Linked DNA regions of Homo sapiens: region 1 is linked to region 2. A link is a loop called in an ENCODE intact Hi-C map of the cell type or tissue named here. Cell type or tissue: prostate gland. All regions are shown on one strand.

Region 1 (8,000 bases), 1.2 Mb after region 2:
TAAGCCGCAAAACAGAGAAGGTGGTATCTCCTCCTCAAGGTTGCAGGGAGCATTAACAGAGAATATGCATGAGGAGCACCTAGCCAGCGCCCGGCACTAAACGACAGCAATTATTATTACTCATGCTCCAATCACTCAGTACATATTCCTCATGCCTTCCAAATGCGCTCATTTCACATCAGCCCGGAGCGCTCCCAATTAATGAAAGAACAAATTAAACTGTCATTACTTTGGTTTAATTCTGTAATTAAAGAACTTCAAGAGGCGACAGGCTCTAAATAATGCATGCTTTTGTCAGAGATATGTTGAGTTCTGGGCAGAGAGAGAAAATAAAAGGGGAAAAGCTTTGGGGAAAAGGAGAGAGAGGAGACATGAGGCTGCAGCAATGATATTTATCCCCCAAAATCAGAGGGAACAATCGAGTGACAGCTGAAGGACTCAATTTGTTTTTGAATTAAGGCTTCGGCTAGCACGGAAAGCAGAGAATGGAGGGCCCTGCCCCCCACCCCCACCCTATATCTGCCATAAACAGAAACGGTGTTAGGAAGAATTCAGTCGGTGGCTTTTCCAGTAGATGGGGCGAAGCAAGGCAGTCATTCTGACATCTGCTTGTGTGTGACTCTCCTTTTTATCTCAGTTCAGGGGAAAGAGAAATAAAGAAAGGAAAAGCATGTGGCACATAAATTTTTCTAAATGTGTGTCTCTTACCCAGCAGATCATGCAGCTGCCACGTATTACAAACCTAATGAGGCTGTTATATGCAGTGGTGAGGAAAGACAGGCTTGGAGTCAGAAGAGCAATATTCAAACCCAGCTCCACCTTGCCCTGGCCTAAGGTGTGAACACACCCCACAGAGCAGGCCCAGGTTTCCACCTGCAGCCGGGCAGGACTCAGAGAGACAGGGAGCAGTGGGCACCTGTGTGCGAGCGCCTGGGGCCTGCCGAGCAGTGCGGTAGGTCTGGGTGGGGAACCAGTCAGCGGGCCTGTGACTTCAAATTAAATAACTTACTGAGCTGTTTTCTTCTTGTTAGGCATGAATGTTTCCATAAATCCCATACACTGTGTAATTGCTATGTCCTGATTCTCTGAATCACATAAAGAAATGGCTTTCAGACATGGCCTCCATTTATGCTTCTATTAGCTGCAGAACCCAAAGGATGAAATGTTATTAAATAGAATGTTTTTTTTCCTGCAATATCGCTAAGTTCCAAGAACAGCTTGGAGGTTTCCCTGAAAAGGTTGGCAAATGTGCTTAGTACACAGAATAGCAGCTGCTTTACAAACTGCATACTTTTATTAAATTACTGCCCCTGCAACATCCTGCCAGCCACAGGATTAAAAGGAAAAAGAAATTAAACTGATGGGAATGGTTCCTGAGCAACAGGTCGAGATACAAGGGGACAGATCACCTTTGAAACCTATGCAGTTCAGGGGCAAGAGAGAGGGTTCTGATCTGGTTTTGTGTGGGAGAGCCTAGCATATAAAATGTTAATAACATAGACCCACTATTTCAGTGCTGAAATGTTGCTTATCCACAATGCTAGATGTGTGATCTTTTTCTTTCCTTCTTTCCCTGCCAGCCTGGGAGCTCCCCCAGGGTGAAGACCCCTGCCTCTGGTACACCACCATCTACCCAAGGCCTGGTGGACCACATGGCATGCAGTAGGTGCTCACTAAATACTGGCTTTGTGGCTGAGGGAATGTGTGCACCCTCAGCAGAGGGCTAGCCACAAAACAGGTGCTCAGGAAGTGTTCAATTCATCAGTCCATCCAGGAGCAGTGTGATAAGCACACTCTCCCTGTAAGACCCTCTGCAACCCAAGCCCATCCCTCCAAAAGAAGAGCTCAAGCATGGCTCTGGCCACAGTCAAAGCTGGCCCTCTCCATGTTCCTGCTCCTCCTGGCACCTCCCAGCCCCTGCACTGCTGAAAGGAAGCCCTTGGGAGCAACAGCCTGGTGTCAGATCTTCTCTCTGCCTCTCTCTATGTGTGACCCTGAGCAACTGCTTTACCCTCTAACAAGTTTCTCAGCTATAAAATGGGAATAAAAATACCTAACAGAGAGTCAGTGCAAGGCCTTCAGCCCAGCGCTTGGCATGCAGTAGGTGCTCAATACCTGGCCACTGCTACTGAGACTGCATCTAGGAAGGAACCGATGCTTGTTGACTAGGCTCTGTATGCCAAGCACCAATCAGGGGCTTTCCTCCTACTGTCATTTCATCCTGCAGCAGCCCTATGACAGAAGCGAAAGTAGGATTGTCCCATTTCACAGATAAGGAAACCAAGACCAAGAGCTTCAGTAACTCAGCAGGCAGGCTAGGAAGCAGCAAAGTCCACCTGCGCTCCATGTGGCCCCCAGCCCATCTGCAGGCCCCAGCCAAGCTCTCCTGTGTGTCTTCCACCCTCCCCTGCTGCCCCTCTGTGTTCCCACACTCTGGCACTCCAAGACCCACACACTCTGGGCACTGCCACTTCCAGCATCTGCCTGGAGAGCTCCAGAGGTAAGACCTGTCTGGAGAGGAGACTCCCTTCCTGTAAGACGCAAACCACCCCCTGCACTGCCTTCCCTGCCCCACCCCACCCCCTAGGCAGTGAGGGTGGCCCAGTCTTCCCCTACAATGCTCAGTTCTCACAATCATCCCCATAAACATCTTTCTAGCCCCCATTCTACAGCGACCACCCTTCAAGGAGACAGCGCCCAATATCACACACAGGACCTGGCACACAGAAGGAGCTCAGCAAACGTTTGATGACTGTGTGGTAAATGAACAGAGTGCCTCCTATGTGTCCCTCATGATGTCCATACCAGAGTGTTCTGGAAACCTAAGCCAGGAAGCAGAGTCTTATCTCCCTGGCCCAGTTTCAAGACCAAACCAGACAGGGCTCTGTATGTCTTAGTTGATTAAAGTGATGAACAGGAAGAAAACACAGGCTGTTTATTGGCTCCACAGAGAATCCCTTTCTCAAAATGCCAGGGACCGGGTACTTTGACACAAATTCAGCAGCAGCATCTTTAATCATTTCAGGGTTAATAAAAAATGTCAATTACATTTGTCATCAGGACTATCCTGGGGGAACAATCCCAGTGCAGACAATCTCTGGCCAAATGACAGCCTGGTATGTTTGTCACACATCCCTCCAGCTGCCTCGCTGACGAATTTATCGAGGTGGTTACCTCCCCCGGCCTGTCCCTTCGTAAATAATCAGAAGTAATATGGATCTCCCAAATAATCCTGACCTGAGAATTGCTGCTCTGGCTCTCCCTAAATAAAAGAAGGGAATAAAAACAGGGAATGAGACTAAATAGACCAGAAGGTGAAGGTTGCCTGGAAGGATGCGTATAGCAGCCAGGGCAGCCTGGGCTCCTTCCACATGGACAAAGCAGGAGCCTGTGTTTTTCTCCCAGTGTCCCTCAGTGCTCAGCACAGCCTCCAGAGAGCTAGCATGCTGAATCATGACGGCCAGCCCCTCCCATGCCCCAAAACCTTGAGGGTCCCATCCTACAGCCCTTTCTATCCGCCTGTAAACAGCCGCTCAGAACAGACTAAGTGGCATGCCTCCACGGGACTCAAAGCCAGGTGTCTGGCGCCACCCCGCTGCCGTGGCCGAAGGGCTCCCTGACTGTGGCTGCCTGTCTGCATTTTGAGAGTAGCTATTTTGCAATCAAAGAATTCCTGCACATTCATTTGCCAGGTGCAAACGCATCCAAGAGGAAAACACTCCCCTGCTATGACTGACACACATAAAGAGAGGAATGGAGTCAGGTTGAAATTGAAAAAGGAAAACGCTGCTTTCCACCCCAGGACTACTCCAAATGTTCTGAAATCCTGAAATGTGCCTAAATGAAGTGTTCTATCTTTATCAGAGAGTGACTCGAAAATGACTATGCTGCTTTTAGGGACGCTCACATGACAGTTTCCCATGTTTGTTTCTTAACAATGGATCCTTTCCTTGACAAGTGGACCTGAACATGCACTGGAAGTCAGGGCCCAGGCTTCCTCCAACTGGAAGTGGGGTTTGGGCAACTCCCTCAGCCTCTGCCACGTCACACGAGAGCGCTGCCAGCTAGTTCACTCCCATCCACTGCAGCATGCTTTACAAATGGGAGGAATTTTTGCTATAAAACCCTCAAACATTCAAGATAACATTTATTATATTGAATGGAGAAAATATGGAGAGTGTGAAAAATATATAACTGTTTCTAGTATTCATTTTAAAGCTATGGCAATTCAAAGAGTTAAGCTGAGCACAATGCCTTGAAGACCACTGTTAGTTTCTCCAACTCACTGTCACATAAAAAGCGTCCACCCCCACATGGCAAGCAGGGGCTGCCCAGCTGTCCTTCCAGAGAGTTCTGTCTCCAAGGAGAAATCCAGGTGACGCTTTTTCAGCAGCCCCACAGGCATTAGGTTTGCAAGTTAACTTTCACAAGACAGGCAAAGGCTCTTATTTTGACGGCTTCCCTCCATCTAGGCAATTTTATCACCTTCATAAACACTAACGGCTCTTGAATACCTGCTGTGGGCGGGCCGTGCTGTACCAGGCTGAACTGCACAACGCCACACAAAATGCCATCAGATGAGTCACCTGTCTGCACTGAATCAGCTCTGTGATGCACAGGAGTCCGGGGGCTGAAGCAACAGCAGCTTCGTCACCGAGGCCAGAGCCATCCACCACGCATTCTGACAAGCAACAGATGCCAAAGGGCAGGGTCCTTCACTTCCTGAGTGCCCACCAAGTGCCAGGTGCCTCACACATGTTGTCTGTGATCCTAACAATAACCCAGGAGGGTATTCTGCCACCAGTCACCAGTGGGTGCAGGGAGGGTCAGAAAGGAGGACTTCACTTGCCCAGGGCATAGAGCTAGGAAGTACCTGGGCAACTGATGCCCAGCCCCACTCCCTACTGCTCCTTGCCTCCATCTGCAGGAGGGTGCCCTAGCCACCAGGGCCAGGCCATTTTTTGTGGGCAGGTGGTCAATTGGCCATGTGCTAAAGGAAGTGCAGACCCCTAGAGGGGTTCTAGAAGGAACTCTGGCCTTGCAGCCAGGCAGTTCTGAGTTCAAATCCCAGCTCTGCCTCTTACCAGCTGTGTGACCCTGAGCATATCACTGTACCTCTCTGAGCCTTACTTTCCTCAGATATACAATAGGGAAAATGTAATGAACCTCACAGGGTGGCTGAGAAGACTAAACAAGATTCAATGAAATAACATGAAAGCCACTCAACCTCTCTCTTCTCCTTAATCAAGTCTGCCTATAATCAGCTTTGGATGAAAAAGCCAGAGAATCAAACCTAACTTCAAATCCCACCTCCCAGGTTTGCCAGCTGAATGATCGTGAGCATGGGGCAAAACCTCCTCTGGCTCAGCTCCCCATAGCCACCTACAGGGCAGTGCAAGGGTTAAGGAGCTGGTGTCTGGCACAGAGTGGGCGTTCAATAAAAGCTCATTCAATTCAATTTGACTTAATTAAAAAACCTTACTCATAGCCTCGAGAATGGCAGGAGCACAGAGGGCTAAAACTACAAACAGAAATCCATTTGAAGCCCATAAATTTTATATCCTGCCAATGAACGCATTTTCTTATTAAGCGACAATATTATAAACCAATTCTGAATTCCTGGCAATGCCTAAGAGTCATATCTTCATTGGGCTGAAAGCTGTTGTCAAATCACAAAGAAATTGAAGGGGTTCTAAAACAACTCATGGAAAGGAATAACTGAAACCAAGTTTACTGAACAAATCAAATTATTTCACTACGTGCCTGTCTTTGCAAATCTTCTCCAAATTACACTTCATTACAAGACTTGGAAATTAGACACCAGCAACAAAATAAGAAAGCCAGAACAGATAAATATTTACATAATCATGAGAATAATAATATTCTCCTGTGCAAATCTACCTACTACTTTGTTTACTCTTATTAACTCAAGTTTAGAAATGGGACAATCATCTGAAACAGGGCCCTGGGGATTTCTTTCCCAGACTCCAACTACTTCTTTCTTTTGCGAAAACAATGGTGTGTCAGGAGAAAAAAGGATGAGAAGGCAAGGACAGAGGGAGGTGCAGTCCTCCTTGAACCCCTTAGCATCCTTGGTGGTCAGCTCAGGGCTCACAGCAGCTGGGCAGATAAATGCTCTGAGCCAGCTCCTGTCTTCTCTTCTTCACTAAGGGGGCGTATAACACCAGTGCTGTGGGTGAACGTAGGGTTGGAGAGGTAGAGGGAGAGAATGGGGGTTAACAGTGGTGGTGACAGTAACATCAGTAGCAGTAACAGTAATACTACTAATACTAATAATACTAGTAATAATACTAATAATAATAATGGCAACCAATGCCCAAGTGTCTGGGTGCTGGACACATGTCATCCCAAATCCCTACAACCACTCTCTGCTTAGAGGTATGTCTCTGCTTCACAGTAAGGAAATCAAGGCTGCCAGAAGTTAAGCAACCCACCTTGCCCAAGGCCACACAGCTAGTAAGTGCCAAAGCTAAGGTATGAGCCCAGCTTCGGGTGGCTTTTTTATGCCACTATAGTACCACTTCTTGGGCACTGAAACCCAAGAGCTGAAACAGTGAGACTCAACACTCAGCGGGCTCAGACTGGAATCTCAGATATGGGTCTGGGTCTTGCTAAAGCCAAGCTGTGGGGTCTCTTGAGGAGAGGATGGGGCTAAGGCTGGGCCGTGGGGGGCTGGGCAGAAGGGACCTGCTTTCTACAGGCAGGTGCTCTTCCAGGAGCAAGACCAACGTGTGGGTTGGGCCCTGGAAAGAAGTCCCTGCTCTGGGCTCCACCTCCTCCTTTCCTGCCACTCTCCTGAGCCCTCAGCCACAATAATCAAACATGCATACAAGCATTCAACACACAAGTACCAGGCCCTTACTCCAGCTCCAGCCCCTCACCAAGCACTGAAGGGACCCAAATGGCTAAGGCACAGCCCCAGTGCTAAAAGGCCTTCAGTGCTCTTCTAGGCAAGACTCTAACTGTTGTGCCACATTTTCCAAAACAAAAAGGCAGAACAGATGGCTCAGCATATGCTGTGGCACAAGGACAGCAACTGAAAGCAGGGCCAACCTAGCAAACCAAGGCCCTCTGGGAGCCAGAGCTTTTGCTTCTGGGGTGCGCATGTACCCTCCACAGCTCAGGGGGCGAGAGCGAAGAGACGCTCTCTTCTGCACATATGATGCCCAGCCAGATGTTCCTAGGTGAAACCCAACCCCAGGAAGGACCCAATGACATGGCAAAGTAAAACCAAGCTACACAGGAGACTGACACACAGGACACTTGTCCCCAGTGTGCAGAGTCCTCCACGACCCAAGAGACACCGAACACCTGACTCAGAGGCTACCTGGCCGGCCTAAAGGGAAACCCAGGCCATAGTTCATGGCCACACTGCCACATAGTGCCATCATATAGGAAAGTTAGAATGACAAAAGTATCTGGCTGCAAATCCATGGAGCCAACATTAAGATGCCATCAAAACATGTAAGCTCAATGTGAAACTATTTCATTGCAAATTATACCGCTGCAAAATAAACAAAGGAAATGAATTCTAAAAAGCATTAAAGTGACATTAAAGCAAACTGAACTCCTTTCCCAAGTACAAGCAAAGTCTAAGTATGACAAGCACACACAGTCTGTGGTGAAAAGGCGGGCCCAGGTGTAGTAGTCAGCCCTGCGTCCCGGCTCCCACTGCTTGTGGGACCCTCCATAAGCGCTTCACTTCTCTGAAACTCAAAGCACTCATATGGAAAATGCTGGATGGGAGGACTCAATGAGATAAGGTGAGAAAGCTTTGTTAGCAAAGCTCCAGACATAACACATCCCAAAGACACATGGCTAGTCAACAGCAGAGCTGAGAATTTGACACCTGAATCTGGCCTCAGCAGATGCAAAGAACTTGCTGGAGAGGCCAGTGGTACTATCCTTCCCCATTACAGAGAAGACAATTAAGGCCCAAAAAGATTAATGATTTGCTCAGAGTCAACTCTTCCACGGTG
Region 2 (8,000 bases):
AGCAGCCAGGCGGGCATCAGCCAGGCGGGCATCAGCATCTTCACTGTGCAGATGAGAAACTGAGGCCGCAGAGGTGAAGGGACATGCCCAGGATCACTAAGGCAAGACGGGGGAAGAGCAGAGATCTTGGGCATGATCTCGGCTCACTGCAACCTCCACCTCCCAGGTTCAAGGGATTCTCCTGCTTCAGCCTCCCAAGGAGCTGGGATTACAGGTGCCCGCCACCACGCCCGGCTAATTTTTGTATGTTTAGTAGAGACAGGGTTTCACCATGTTGGCCAGGCTGGTCTCGAATTCCTGATCTCAAGTGATCCGCCTTGCTCTGTCCCTTAGGGACCTCAGCTTAGTGTTCCACACACTGGCAGATCGCCTCGTTCTTCTCAGGGCTCAGTGTTTTCCTGAGTCTGAACCACGATCTGGGTAGCCATCCCCTGGCGAGGACCATTCGGGGTTCCAGCAGTCACATGCCACGGTAAACAAGCTTCGTAAACATCCCACGACAAAGGTGGGAGAGAATCCCAGTAGGGACAATGACTACAGGTGGAATTGCTGGGAAAAAGTATGTCGGTTTTAAGTGTTGATAACTGGTCCTTTATTGGTCGTGGTCATTCATTCTTCTGCCAGGCGGGGCTGGTGTTCCTATATCCTCTCCTCACCAACAGAGCGTCTTATGTTTATTTGTTGGCAACGTGGCAGGTGAAACATGTACCCTGTCATTAAAAAAAATTATACTTGGCTGGGCACGGTGGCTCACACCTGTAATCCCAGAGCTTGGGAAGCTGAGGTGGGTGGATTGCTTGAGGCCCGGAGCTCGAGGCTAGCTTGGGCAGCACAACGAGACCCTGTTTCTACAAAAAATACAAAAATTAGTGGGGTGTAGTAGTGCACGCCTGTAGTCCCAGCTACTGGGGAGGCTGAGGTGGGAGGATCACTTGAGCCTGTCTCAGAACAAACAAACAAACAAACAAAAATAAGAAAAAAATACATAGTTTTAAAACAGTTTTAAACACATTTGGGAAAATATAGGCAGTAGAAATAGCAGTTGTGCTGTTAATGCCTCAGACAGGGCTGGGCTCGTAGTAGGTGCTCAATAAATATGTATTAAGTAAGTGAATAAGGAAGAAAATCCCATGGCTCTGCCAACAAGAAACACTTCTGTCAACATTTCACTGTGTTTGTTTTCCTGAGTATTTTTTCCTCTACATAATTTAGCTTTGTTTTCCATTCATTATGCTCACCCGTGCAGACACAGTTTTTAATCTTGTTTCTTTTTTTTCACTTCACGTTGTTGACATGTGTGTTTCTCTCTTCTAAGCAGCGTTTCAGCATCTCTATAAAACCCTCACAGGTATGTGAACCATAGATCATTTGAATCGTCTATTGTGCTTTTAGGCTGTTTTCAATTTTTCTTTTTATAAATGATGCAGCAGAGTATCTTTATGCAGAGACCGTTTCCATACTTCCCCCTGTGCAGAAGGAAAAGTAGGCAGAAGAAAGATTAACTTGGTCAAAGCTTTTAAAATCTGATTTAATACTTCTTAAGAATGATGCACCTTATGAAACAACTTTATATCTGTTGAAAAACCTAGTTCTTTTTTTAATATTGTTTTAAAAAATGACTTGTTCTGAACAATATCCTGTGCCTTTCAGAAGACAGCGACGGATATGAAAGGAGATTTGTTCTCTCCAAGCTCTTAGGAGGCGATCTGGCTCAGGAAACAGACACATCAGATCCGAGCATGTATCTGATGGTTGCTATGGGAACAAGTCATTTAACAGCCACTCAGCTAAAGCATTGATCAATAAGGAAGGGGGCAGGAGGGAAATAAATTAGTTGGTGTCTGAATAGCCCTGAGAGAGAGCAATAATGCGTCCCCTTCCCATGGCAGGGGCCCGGGCAGGAGGCAGGGGCGAAGTCTCGTCCATCCACGCTGGGATGTGTGGGGTAGGAGGGCAGAGGGGGCAGAGAACAGAATCATATTGGGGTGAGAAACCTGCTCCCCAAACCAGATATGGGGCAAGTGAGGCCTTAGACAAGGCTGGGGGCAGGGCTCCCAGGGATGGGGGCACGGCTGGTCCCGCTTCTCCACGCTCCTGTGATGTGCTTGCCGGGCCTGCTGGGATACCCTGTGGCACCCCATCGCTCTAGTGGGGAGTTCCGGTCTAGAGAGGAGCCGTGACTCCTTCCAGGCACATGGTCAACCCCACTTGTCTTCTGGGGGCTCCCAGCCTGGCAGGGGAGAAAGGCAAAGGCCCTCACGGGGTCGTTCATTGATTCATCCACAAATACTTCCTGAGCCTGTCTGAGGGACCATGCTCAGGCCTGGGCAGACAGCAGAGACCCAAGGAAAGAACAGAACTTGGGCTCTGGGGCCAAATCGTGGCTCGGCCACTTGGCAGGCTCTTCACCTGTAACGTGTTGAGAAAGTGACGTAAAGTCAGAGCCAGGAGTGGGCATCCTGAGTGCTCAGCTGCCATTGCTGGGACTCATAATCGCAAGGGAAGGCAGAGACAGAAGTGAGGGTTCCTAAGTGGAAGGTACTCATAAAGCCTTGGCTGAATACGTATGGCTGACACAGGGGTGTCTGTGTTTGCCACCAAAGGGTGGCCCTGGGCTGGGATTACACACGGAGAGAAGGCGGGAGGAAAGTCAGGGAGCCTCAGACCATTGGAGGCTGCATCTATTGACCTCTGATCCCCACAGGCATGGGTGTGGGTGTGGGTGTGGGTGTGGCTGGCTCAAGGGTCAGTGCCCACCAGAGAACTGGACCATAGATGAGCTGGACTTTTCCAACCCTGCCAGCCTGGGCCATCTCAAGGGTGCTATTGGTTGTGAGGGGAGGAGGCCCTCTTTTCTGAGTCCCTCCCCAGATGAGTGCAAGCTGGGACACATATACGAGAAGGATCCTAATAACATGCATGCCAAAATCCTGCTGTCCCAGCCTTTGGTTCCAGCAGTTTGACTTCTGGAAGTCTTTCCCAAGGAAATAACCTTGAACCCACGGTGTCTGCTGTAGCATTCTTCATAAGAGTGACTGCAAACAACCTCTAAGCCCCAAATCATGTATTGGTTAAAAAAATAATGATTCCTTTTCTTGCTTTAACTCAGGTGATCCCTAGAAACACAGCCAGTGGCCCGGAAGCTGCACTGTTTTGTGCACCGCAGGGATGGGCACAGATGGGGCTGCCTGCCCTCCTCCTGGAAGGAGGGAGAACCCAGTCTGGCCTGGAGTGGTCAAGAGCTAACTCTAGACTCAGCAAGACCTACTTCTCTCTCCTGCCCCTACTTCCTTGCTGCTGACCTGGGCAAGTCGCTGAAGCCTCTCCGTGCCTCAGTCTGCTCGTGCGTAAGATGGGCACAGGGCACACTGCCTACTTGATTGGGCTCAACCACGTGCAGTAAGTAGCTGGTGTCTGGCAAGAGCCCTCAGGAAACAGTAACCCCATTAATTCAAATGCACGTGCCTGGAACAGGCTCTGGGGGGCCAGCCCGGGAGTCCCACTCCATGATGGCCACCCTGGGGCCTGGCAGGCTGGGCTGGCATCCCAGGCCCACCGGATACTGGCTGTGCACCCCGGCCAGGCCACACATCTCTGAGCCTCACTTTCCCGTGTGTGAGATGAGGCTAGAAGCTGCTTTCTCTTGCGTGTGTGGGGATTGGCGGTGACAACACGGCCAGGAGCCCAGGCCCAGCCTACGCGAGCAGCCTCGCTCCAGGCCACACGCCCCACTCCTGACAGCTCTGTGCAGCGAGTTCGTGCGCGAGCGGGTGGCTGTCTGCCAGGCGAGGGGCGCGGGTGCCCAAGAGGGCTTCACTGCTTCTGGAAAGATCACAAGGAAAAACCACCTCCGCGGCGGGACGCTACCCGCGGGCCGCTGCGGTCCCGCTCGCGGCCGGCAGGGGGCAGGATGTCCCCGCGAGTCGCCCGTGTCTTCGGGTGTCCTCAGGTCACCCCGCACCGCTCGCAGCCTCCGCGCCTAGTTAAAGGGCGACGCACTCATTTCTGCAAAGAAGGAGCCCAGCGGCCCCTCCCCGGGGAACTCTTTCCATCAACTCGGGGCCTAATAATTTACATTTAATTTGTTAGCGGTTTAATGTTTAATTTTAAAAGCGAGATGATTCATTACCATATTAATAAATAATAACATTTATTATTCTCCTAATGAGTGTCCAAAATACAGAAGCAATTACATGTTTTATATATTTTCTCGTAATTTGAGACACCAGAGCGTTAATTACAGAGACTCACGCGTGGACCCCATTCTGATCCAGGGTCCTGATCCTGCCTTTGTTTCGGTCTCTGAACCAGCCGCCCTCCGGGGCTTCTGCAATTCCCTCAATTAGAGGAGAGGAAGTCGTACGTGACGAAGCTGGGGCTCTCACAGAACCCCGGCGCCCCAGACCCAGGAGCTGCAAGACCTCAGCTCCCCGTGCCCACACTCGGAGACCCAGGCCCCTCCCAGTCCCCCGTCTCCTCTGTGCAGGGTTCTTCAGGAAGAATCGGAAAGAGGCCCCCCGACCCACAACCAGCCTCGCATTCCCTCCTCCCGCAGGGATCCATTGAGCTGGGGGGTGGGACTATCCTCACTTCACAGATGGGGAAACTGAGTCCTGGAGAGAGACGCTCCGGTGTCCTCAGCTGGTGAGGGGCAGATCCGGGAGCCACGTCCCACGCAGTCGGTTGGCCCCAAGCTTGGTTCCTGCCTCAACCCCAGCGCAGGTTGCAGCAGGCCCGCGTAGGAGGGCGGCCTGGGTCTGGACAGATCCACAGCCGGCCAACGCCCCTGGCTAGCTCTCTATGGCTTTGCTTCTTCTCTTGACTTGCCAAGTTCTTCTTGTTCATTGTAGAAAATGTGGAAGGTGAGGCCGGGAGCGGTGGCTCACGCCTGTAATCCTAGCACTTTGGGAGGCCGAGGCGGGCAGATTGCCTGAGCTCAGGAGTTCGAGACCAGCCTGGGCAACATGGTGAAACACGTCTCTACTAAAAAAAAAAAAAAAAAAAAAAAAAAAATTTGCTGGGCGTGACGGCAGGCGCCTGTAGTCCCAGTGGGAGTTTGGGGAGGCTGAGGCAGGAGAATCACTTGAACCCGGGAAGCAGAGATTGCAGTGAGCCGAGATCGTGCCACTGCACTCCAATCTAGCGACAGAGCAAGACTCCGTCTCAAAAAAAAAAAAAAAAAAAAAAGTGGAAGGTGAAAAAAACACGGAGAGACAGCAAAGCTGGCAATGACATAGCTCCAAAAATCCCACTTCTCAGATAAGATGCAGGCAGTAAGGGCCTGGAGTTTTATGTATCCTGATGTTTGAAAGGGCTTGGACAGGGCACTTCCTCCCTCCATAGCTCTTCTGTCCTTAGGAATCCCTCCCTTCTGGAGGGGAAGGGTGGGGGTTTTCCTGTTTGGTCCCCAGGGAAGGAAGTTCAGAGACAGAGGCCCACTCAGGGCCACCCCCTGGCCTGCACCCCTGAAATGCAATTTGGATAATATGGAAAATTACTAGGAAGAAAAAACGCTATAATCCCCCCACCTAGAGATAACCAGGCGTTCTGGTATATACCTATTGAGGACTTTTTTCCCAAGCAAATACTCAGAAAGAGACTTCCTCCCAATAGGCATGAGATCTTACTCCACGTGCAGTTTGTCTTATCTTGATTTTTTTCCAGTAATCTTTTAAGAGTTTCCCATGCCATGTAGTCATTCTTCAAAAACCCACTTTGAACAGCTGCGTAATATTCCGCTGTGGAGGAGTGCCCTGCAGTGTAGAGAAATGAGTTATTTACGCTGAAGTCTGTTATTACATGGACATCTTCCCTTTTCTGACCCTGCAATGACCACACTCATAGGTGAGTCTCTCTGGAAATCCTTGACTACCTCCTTAGGGTCCATTCTTAGAAGTGGAATTACTGGGTTAGAGGGCATGAGTGCCTTGAGGGCGGCTGTCTCCCTCTACCTGCATGCCTGCCAGGGCAAACCCGTGCATGCTCCCAGGACAGGCCTGGCAGGGCGTGTCTCCCTGCTGCACCCTTGGTACCCTTGGCAGGGCTAACATTATCCTCTAAACCAGGTCTTTGCAGCACTTACCCTTTTCAAGGTGCTACTGTACCTCTCCTTTAAGGAGGGTTCATCCCGGGAATCGTGAAACACAGGCAGGCTGGTCCTCTTCTCACAACTTCATGATGGATAGACTGAGGCCCACTGAGGCCAAATGCACTTGACTCAGAAGGTTTTAGAATCTTTTTTGGATCCCATTTGGATCCCACACCATTGAAGCCTCCTTGTGTTTCAGATTATGGGGAAAGGCTCAATGATATGTCCCAGGAGAGTGCTGTCTCTGAAGTCTACCCAGCCACAACCCATCCACAAACTCATCCACAAACCTATTCATTCTGGAACTCATCCACTTACCCTCCACCCATCCATTCATCTCAGGACTCATCCACCTATCCATCCACCCATCCATTCACACTGGAACTCATCTATCCATCCATCCATCCATCCATTCACCCACCCACTTAACCATACATCCACCTATCCATCTGTCGATCCATGCATCCATCCATCTATCCATCCATCCATCCATCCATCCATCCATCCATCCATCCATCCATCCACCCACCTACTTAACCATCCATCCACCTATCCATCTGTCAGTCCATGCATCCATGCATCCATCCATCCATCCATCCATCCATCCATCCATCCAATCATCCATCCATCCACCTACCTACTCATCCACTAAAAAATATTGGTTGAGAACCAACTCTGACTCAGGCCCAGGTGCAGGAAATTTTGCATGAACAGCTCTGGCTTTTACAGGCAAGGTAGACCTTAAAGAGCAAGCACAGTTGCAGTGACTCATCTGCAAGGTGAAGGTTAGGTATTATGGGAGCACAGGACAGGGAGCTCAGACCTTCCTGAGAAGGGTGGACCAGGCCCCACTGGCACTCTTTGTGTGACCTTGGTGGAGTCCCTGCCTTTCTCCTGCCCTGCTCCCTATGCTGAGCCACAGAGGAAAAGCCATAACTTACATATTGGCTAGAAAGCATAGTTGGCCAGGGGGAAGTTGGCCACTTTCTGGGAAGCAGAAAGTGGGCAGGGAGGCCCAGCCCCTGTGCTGACATCTGTGTGGCAGTTATTCTCAGGGGTCTTGAGAGAATTAGAACAAACACAGAGGTCAGTGCCAGGCACCACTGTCACGGGGCCATGAACTCTTCATTGTTATTGCTTATTATTATTATTAGTAGTAGTAGTACTAACACTTTCTGAGGTTTTTTTCATCGGCCAGGCATCATGCTGAGAACTTTCAGATATTGGTTCATTTAATCCTCCCTTAGCCCTGTCAGGTAGGCAGAAATTGTTACTCTCACTTTACAGATGAGAGCATTGAGGCACAGAGTAGTTATGTAACTTGCTCAGGGTCACAGCCAGTAGGTGTGCGCAGCCTGTGCCTTGTGGCTTTGCTGCATGCCCTGCCCTTCTTGTTCTTGTTACTGCAGGCACCTACAGTGGGGCATTTAGGGAGCCTGACTTGCCCAGGGACCCACTGAAGAATCCAGGCCCCATCCCTAGAGTAGCATGCACAGGAATCTCCCTGCCCTGCCCCGGCCTCTGCAGTGTGAGGTCAGGCGTCTCCTTCCTCCACAGGCCCTGGACTAGCACGCACGGGAGCCTCCCTCCAGGCCCCATCCCTGGAGTAGCATGCGTGGGAGTCTCTCTGCCCTGCCCTGGCCTCTGCAGTGTGCAGTCAGGCCTCCCCTTCCTCCACAGGACCCCATAAAGGGAGGAGGGGAAGCACGTGTGACCCTGCACACTTCTCCCACCCTCTCTGAGCCTTTGTTCCTGAGGGGCCTCGGGGGAAACCATGGATGTGAAAGAATGCTGCGGAATGCAGCGCAGGAGTGAGGCTGCAATGGTCACTCGCTCACTCAGTGGGTGCACATGCTCTGCCCTGCTCACAGCAGGCCCCTTCTCGGCACTGGGGTTCCAGTTGTGAACAAGA

What was found. A loop is a pair of places that touch in the nucleus more often than their neighbours do. Peaks named below come from ENCODE experiments on the same cell type or tissue, not always from the same donor. Only the 100,000 strongest peaks of a DNase experiment are listed, where the experiment ranks them.
Region 1: a loop joins it to region 2, with 2.5 times the contacts of the local background. A loop is called at or near these places in 8 of 110 quality-filtered maps.

The regions. Positions count from the first base shown.
Region 1 is chr14:100,435,959-100,443,958 of GRCh38, reverse strand. The region is part of intron 2 of WDR25 (WD repeat domain 25); the gene reads right to left. Among named protein-coding and RNA genes, the nearest start is that of WDR25, 63 kb to the right of the region's middle. RefSeq lists a silencer at 2,713-3,007 and an enhancer at 4,180-5,379. In prostate gland, a CTCF peak has its summit at 3,591; DNase peaks (open chromatin) are centred at 3,598, 4,018 and 4,528; H3K27ac peaks cover 742 bases.
Region 2 is chr14:101,624,514-101,632,513 of GRCh38, reverse strand. LINC02320 (long intergenic non-protein coding RNA 2320) reads left to right here. Exons shown (of 6, transcript NR_184269.1): 5 at 1-101; 6 at 3,110-4,165. Among named protein-coding and RNA genes, the nearest start is that of DIO3, 67 kb to the right of the region's middle. In prostate gland, a CTCF peak has its summit at 3,892 (motif pointing right); a DNase peak (open chromatin) is centred at 3,903.